2 separate regions of the Homo sapiens genome follow, and region 2 is linked to region 1. The links are chromatin contacts, found by Hi-C in ENCODE. All regions are on one chromosome and are shown on one strand. The core of a region is the stretch at or near the end of the contact, and the rest is flanking DNA. Distances in the headings are between cores, read along the strand shown.

Region 1 (3,667 bases), core at 757-3,256:
GCTTAGGACGAGCTCCTGCACAGCGGCCTGTTTCCCAATTGCATCGTGTATCTCTTTGCCTCTCTTGGCTCAGCCATGGCCCCAGCCCCAGGCCATCCAAGGGGCAGCCTGGTGAGGTTTCTTCAACTTTGCTAATGACTTGACCTACAGTCTTAAGTCAAGAAGGTGTCGCTCTCCTTTGTGATGGCTGGACGCACAGGAGCTGTGGTCAGGATGGGGCTAGAGGAGCTGAAATCCCAGGGCAACAAGGGTATTTAAAAACACATCGCAGGAGAAACAGCTAAAGAGTCTTGGAACCAGGAATCATAAGCTGTTTGATGGGATGAACTATCTTGGGAGTGATGAGGTCCCCATCACTGAAAGTATTCAAGCAGAGAGAGTCATGGAATTAGGAGACGGAAGAGCATCAGACACTGAATGAAGTCTGCACTACATGAGATGAAGAACCCTTCCAGCCCTGAGGCCGAGCAGCCACTTCTCTGGAGCAGGCTGGCCCATCTATGTCCAGGAGGCCAGCCCCAGGCTAGCTTCTGAGCACGGGGAGCTAAGTCCTTCGCCTTCCAGAGACTGCACAAAGTGTGTGCCACCTCCACAGAACCCTCCTCATCCACCCGAGAACTCTTCCTCACCTGACCTAAAGCTCTTCATTTCATACCACCTTTCAAGCGAATTAAGGATTAATTGCCAGCAGCAATCTCTGTCTTTGTTTGTTTTCTCTAATGGAAAACCTTTCTCTCGGGAGGGTAAGGTTATCAGTCATTCACAGCTCAGTTGTGCTGTGTTTGATTAGACTGGACGGCAAAGCTGAGTCCTGTTTCGGCTCTGTGCGATCCTGGGCCCCTTGGAGCCTGTTTTCTCATCTATGAAATGGGAGTAATAATAGTGCTTATTGCACAGTTGTTTTAAGAACTAAAAATTTAAATTGCCTAGAATGTTATACAAACATAAGCTGCCATATTTTGGAAAAATGAGCCAAGATCAGTGGTGCCAAGGGAAGAATGGGCAGAGGTGAGCTGTGGGCAGCCGTGGAGGATGGTCCACGGTGTGGCTGCCAGAGGGCATCGGGGGCCAGGCAACTCCAGAAAGGAGCTAGGAATGTTAGAGAAAACTGCACTAACAGCCAGCATGCGTGAAGAACTGATTCATACTACACCGTGGATGAACCTCAAGAACATTATTCTCGGCAAAAGCAGACAGACACAAAAGGTCACATAGCAAATGCTTCCGTTGATATGAAATGTCCAGCACTGGCAAATCCACAGAGACAGAAAGTAGATTAGTAATAGCCAGCGGCTGCAGACAGGGAAGGAGGGGAGTGATGACTTAATGGGTACAGGGATTTTATTTTGGGGTAATGAAGATATTTTGGAATGAGACAGAGCTGGTGGCTGCATAGAGCACTATGAAAGTGCTAATTGCCATTGAATTATTCACTTCAAAACAGTTAATTTAACGCTATGTGAATTTCACCTCAATAAAAAAGGTACAAAATAAAAAGCCTGTTTTCCTGGACCCATGCTCTGTGGAGTGGGCAACCAGCAGGTAGAGACAAGAAGGAAAATGGGATGTCATGACCCCACTTGAAGGCAAGGTCACTAAGGCTCAGAGAGGACCAGTGTCTTGCTCAAGGTCACAGAGCACCTGTGTGACACAGCAGGACACATGCCCAGGTCTGTCTGACTGTCAAGCCCACACCTTTCCTGTCACCACACTGTCCTTCTGGAACATTCTTCCCCTGGGGAGAGCCATGGCCCTTCCACCTGCCAGCTCTGAGGGGGTATTGGCCTCTGTAAACAAAGTAATAAATAGCCCTGTGGGGCAGGCCGTGCAGCTATTAGGGTGACCCTGAAACGTTCCCAGAAAATGCCAGTAAGACCTTGGCCACCTAACCCGGAATGGCTGAAGAGTTAATTTTTTATTTGTGATAAGTGTGGCGGGCTCGGTGACAGCTCCTTGAGTGGTGTTTCCTGTGACTGGTCTGGCGTTCAAACATTAACCTCTACCCCAGGGAGCTTAACCATTAACCCTGCACCCTCAACGGAGAGCCCCAGCAGCCCCTCCCCCCACACAGGTGTCAGGATAGAGTCTCGGTGCTGGGAGAGGCCCCCTGGACACCAGATCTAGGCCTTGGCCATTTCTCCTCTTAGTCTTTTAGGGGATTTTTCCTCAGACATCACACCCGCTCCACACTCCCAGATGGAGCCCTTGGCCCTGGCTTCTGACCCCCTCAGTGGGGCAGATCTGAAGACTTTTCCAGCAGGCAGAGTCCTTGGGCCTCTTTGGAGCTTTAAAACCATGTTTTCAAAGTAACAGATCCCCTTTCCTAAATGCACACTGCAGAAGGTCACTATGCAAAACAGATCCCAGTGACAGCTGTTTGTGATGGGTGGGGGGCCAGCTGAGCCACCCTTTCACCCACCTGCACGCTGGCCCTCCTTGGTTCAGCCGCCAGGGCCTGGCCAGACACCACAGCTCTTGCAAAGCCAGGGGAGCCCTTTTCTTAAGCAGAGTAAGGTCCGGAAGAGAGGGGTATGGTCAGGGCTTGCCCAGGTCCCCCCAGTGAGTGTGAGGCAGAAGTCAGGCAGGAATCCCCAGTGAGCTTTCTCAGCCCTGGATGCACGGTCAGGACCTGGCGGAAAGCGCTGGTTCACTGCATGGGGAGCCTTAGGGAAGAAAGATGACCGATTCTGCTCAGATCGGTCAACCTGGAATTGAGACATGGACGTGGGTGCAACTTCCCGGAGTAATGTGAATGTGCACTTGGCATTGGTAAGGTGACTGGGCAACAGGTTCGCAGAAGAGGCGCCACCCACAGGCAGGGCTGAGGGCCTAAGTGAACACCAGCCATTCATGGCAGAGGTCAGCTTGGCTGCACCGAAGGGCTGGGACAGAGAGGCCATGAGAGGAGCTTCTGCCTTCTTCAGGTAGTCATTCACTTATTCTCCACAACAGCGTCATGAAGTTGATCAGATTATTTTCCCCACTTTAAAATGGGCACATTGAGGAGTGGGGAGAATCCTCTAGCCCAAGAGCCCCATAAAGGAAGAGTGGCACCGACTCCGGCTGACTCTATTTGCTTTCTGCCTGGCATTCAGCCCTGCTCATTTCGTCAGATCCAGCAGTGAGTGGCCTCACAGCAGACCCTCTGCCGCCACGGGGAGAGTCTTTTCCTCGAACCGTGAGAGCCCAACAGGAATGCTGGGTGCCCAGAGGGGAGCAGGAACCCCATCTGGCGTGGTCACTAGTCAGAGCCTGAGTGGGGCAGGCAGAGCCGGCTCACCACTCCATAGGGGAAGGCCAGGGAAGACAGGGACTCACCTCTCTCCCCCAAGGTTAGACCCTGGAAAGCATCCCTCCACCGGTGACCAGGACCACGTTGCTCGCCTCAGCTAATTTGTGACAAGTTGGGCAGCTGGTGGCATTTGTGTCCTCTGCGGGGGCCTCACCTGCCTCCAAGGCTCCACCTCATCTCCCACTCTCTCCTTGGGGCCAGCTGTCTTTTGTTTTATCCTTTCTCCCTGCTCTCAGTCATGTATCTGCCCTCATTCACTCAGTAAGTCAGTCAACAAACACACACTGAATACTCGGTCTGGCAAGCCCTGTGTCAAGCACTGAGGAAGAAAGAAGGCGACACTGTAGCTGCCTCAGGCTGGGGCAGGGACAGTCC
Region 2 (3,667 bases), core at 628-3,127, 690 kb after region 1:
CCCAGAAATAACGCTATTTAGCTTTATAATTTTCGAATGAACAAGGTAAACCTCGGTTGCCATGGGGAAGAAGGATGATGTGGAAACCATATTGGTAAAGTTGTTAATCCCTCGTTATGGAGAACTGATCTTAAGCTATACCTCCTGGAATTTGCTTTCTAGTTTTCTGTCCTGCAATATGTATATAATTAAGCACTAATTTGTACTGCTTAGCATAAAAGAACATCCAGTCTTAGATCCTTAAAACTTCATGGATTGGACTTTCCTGGGCTCCTTATAACATAATCGTGTGTCCAGGCAAACGCACACTAGTGTCTGACTGGAAAGCTCAGGAATTTTAATCTTGCACTGTTTCCCAGGGAGCTGTAGTGATTGGAACCCACGTTTGCACAAAACATTTTTGCAGAAGGAAAGTCAACACTTCTTGCTGGCTGCCTCCCCTTAGCCATTATGCTAAAAACAGCTTCTGAGTTTCACTGGTGGGGCTCTTGCCAGTTCTTAATTATAGGACATATTTTCTCAAAGCTGAAGGTGACACCTAGAACCAGGGGCTTGACCCAGGACATGATGGAATGAGCATCAAATTTTCAGTGTCTTGGCAACCGTAGATGTCCTACAGGGTTACCGTTGTGCTGCTCACCACAGAGCAGCTGAGGCATTATGCCTTGGAAGACCTAAATCTCCCATCCAGTTCAGGAGGTGACAACATCCTTATTTTAAACTTCCTAAAATTAGGAATTAGGTAGTTGGACATAGTCTGTGACCTTTATGTCGTTGGATACCTGTATTCTTGACAGTTAGAATATTGGTAGGGACTTTGTTAAAATTCACTTGAATTTCAAGCTCAGAGGAAACTTTGTCTCATGCCCTGACATGAAGTGGCAAACACGGAAGTTCATACTTGAATGCTGAATTGGCCCCGACAGATTAAATGCGTGTTGGGGATTGGTTTCCTGTCATAGCTGCTGCTGCTGCCATGCGCAGAGCTGCTGTAACAGCTCTTCCTGTTCTGCTCCCCTGAGAACAGTGTGGTGGGGAGAGGCAGGGCTGAGGTGGTCTACGAATGTGGCAGGTAGGGAAGGGGAGATGTCTGTCTCTTGAGAAGAGAGAGGCATGTGTGCCGGCATCCTTGATGGGTTCAAAGAGAAAGGTTGGAGATGATAGTGGGTGAGAAGCAGGCTGGTGAGACTGGGCTGAGGTTGGAGAAGGGGCAGCCGGGGGCACTGCTGAGGGTTTGCCGTGCACGCCTCGGACGGAGCACGGTGGGGTGGCGGGGAGCAGATAGTGCTGCCTCCCTGCGGGCAGACAGGAGAGGAACCTCAACTCAGTCCATTTCATAGCCCTGATAGGGGAAGTGGGAGTTGACAGGATGGTTTAAAATAAGACGTGAAGGTTTCAGTTACCTGCTCTAGACTTTGCCTGAGAACTTGTAAATTAATCAGTGAGACCTAATTTGTGACATGTCAGTAGCATCATCTTTTGACACACAGGAGGTCATGGTCATTTCATTCCTACTCTTCAGGAGACACTGCTGAACAGAGGAATGATTCTGTTCCTTGTGTGCTTACTTCCTTAACATTTATACATTGTTTTAAGAAAAAACTTTTAAAAATATTTCTTATAGTCTCCTAACATTTGTCTCTAGCCTTTGCCTTTGTACAATCACAGATATCCTATGGAGATTTAAGGATGAAAGCCCTGAGTTGTTCTTGGGTTCTTGGATCTGGACTACTTGTTATCTTATGCTTCTCACTTCTGGCTAAAACTTGCACCTCTTCTTCTCTTAGCTAAGCCCCAAAATGAAGATTTCCTTCAGAAGTCTTGTTAGCAGAATTATTTATCAGTCACAGAGAGAAAAATCTGCTATTTTTCTAAGTAAGAGTCTCGAGAAGCAGAGTTTTTGTCTTGTCATTGAGAGGAGTCAGCAGTCTTGTTCTGTAAAGGACCAGAGATGGTAAATACTGTCCCACTCAGCTCTGCTGGCGCAGTACAGCAGCAGCAGCCCCAGCACAGCTGTGTTCCTGCGGAGTCCCCTTTACAAAGCCGCTGACCCCTGATGTGAAACTTTGTAGAGCAGCAGAGTGGCTGCGTGAAACGGGAGGCTGGCAGGTCCTCAGATAGGTTCTGCAGTGTTACCTGTCACTTGGAGGCAGCCAACACTTCTGGACATTGCATCCTTATTCACACATGTGGCAGCTGAACGAGGTGCTGTTGTGGGTGTCTCAGCTCTGAGGGTCTTTGTGAGCTCCCACTGTTGTGGGTGTCTCAGCTCTGAGGGTCTTTGTGAGCTCCCACTGTTGTGGGTGTCTCAGCTCTGAGGGTCTTTGTGAGTTCCCACCAACTTTTAATTATTCATGCCCTTGACCATGTGGTTGCTTGGAGACCTGGGGTCTTCTGCAGACTGAAGAAGACACATTTCTAGATTATTTGTCCTTTTTATCCTCTCAAAAATTTAAACACTGTACCTCTTCAGTGGTCAGAAGAAAGTTGGAAACTTTTCCTACATATTAGGCGTTAGTATGAGGACATTTGTTTGAATTATAGAAATTTGCCCTGAGCTGAACTGGGTTGTGTTAACACATTGGTAGAGCTATGATTCCTTCCCAGTTCTAAGAGATACGATCTGTAAGTCCCTATGTCACCACATTGCTTGAGATGATCATTCAGTTACTTGTCAGGATTTCTCCTCTTCAGAGAGATTTTTTTTTATAGCACAGATTCCTTTGCCCCTTTTATCTCCTTATCTGGATATGATAAGTGGTTATGAGGGTCTCACTAACTATTTTGTGTTTACCTTTTATATGTGTAAAACTTTGCAGTAGCATTTAAAGTGTAATTTATTTTTCTATCAAGTGCACTATTCATTTAGTGTGTTCCAGTTTTATATGACTTGTATTAGAAACACTGCACTGAGTTGTTTGTACACTGAAATGAGAACTCTAGATGTAACTCTATTCAAATAAACCTTCGTGAGACATTCATGTTTTTGTGCACTGTTTCTGTTTCTTGGAACTGTGATTCCTACATGCTGACCTCAACAGAGTTAGACCAGATCCACTGTTGGTACAAACCTGAGGAAGTGAGCAGAAGCAGCCGCACTGTTTTTAGGTTGATTTCCATGTTTTTGTGGTGTAAATTTGGGAGTAGGGGCATTTTCAAAGGTTGAAAACCTCATTGGTCATCCCCAGCATATCCTGGAAGGCACGGTGGTCATTCCAAGGACAGCATGGTGCAGTATCACCACAGCTTTGGACATCGGATCTGGGCTCTACTGCTTAATACCTCAGGTTTTTTGTCTGAAATGGCACATGAAGTGTGTGTCACAGCGTGTGGTAGAGTATGCAGGTGTTGACTTCTCCTTCTCTTGGCGCCCACCAGTCCCCAGCCTTCTCTGGGTTTGCACTGCACCATCCAGCGAGGAACAGTGCCACCTGGGTTGGTTTCAGGACTTCTGCTGGGCAGAGTCATACTGCACCATATGGGTGTTGGCAAAGCTGAGAAAAGTTGGAAGTCTTCTCTTTCCCTCTCCCCTCTGTTTTCTGCCTGGGAGAGAGGCCCAGTTGGGCCCTGGAAACTAAGGAGCTTTTCTCTGCTTTTTGGAGATGTATGGAGAGGGGCTGGAACCCAGATGCAATCACCTGTACCAGGAGCTCTTCTAAGAGGAAGT

The links. Hi-C counts contacts between places; a loop is a spot of excess contacts on that map. Pooled maps may share reads with other maps.
Region 2: a loop to region 1 is called in a map with no recorded cell type, with 4 times the contacts of the local background. The contact joins two enhancer-like sites. A Hi-C loop is called at or near these places in 2 of 37 single-sample maps with no recorded cell type and 2 of 50 pooled maps.

What each region holds. Positions count from the first base shown.
Region 1 is chr2:119,485,850-119,489,516 of GRCh38, forward strand. The region is part of intron 2 of SCTR (secretin receptor); the gene reads right to left. SCTR-AS1 (SCTR antisense RNA 1) reads left to right here. Exons shown (of 2, transcript NR_147847.1): 2 at 1-1,497. Among named protein-coding and RNA genes, the nearest start is that of SCTR-AS1, 11 kb to the left of the region's middle. RefSeq lists enhancers at 1,208-3,667, 2,794-3,667. Within about 2 kb of position 2,007, at least 10 of the 41 ENCODE cell types and tissues checked have a DNase peak (open chromatin) inside an H3K27ac peak, as active enhancers do.
Region 2 is chr2:120,176,139-120,179,805 of GRCh38, forward strand. EPB41L5 (erythrocyte membrane protein band 4.1 like 5) reads left to right here. Exons shown (of 25, transcript NM_020909.4): 25 at 1-2,981. Among named protein-coding and RNA genes, the nearest start is that of TMEM185B, 45 kb to the right of the region's middle. RefSeq lists an enhancer at 996-1,095. Within about 2 kb of position 1,878, at least 2 of the 41 ENCODE cell types and tissues checked have a DNase peak (open chromatin) inside an H3K27ac peak, as active enhancers do.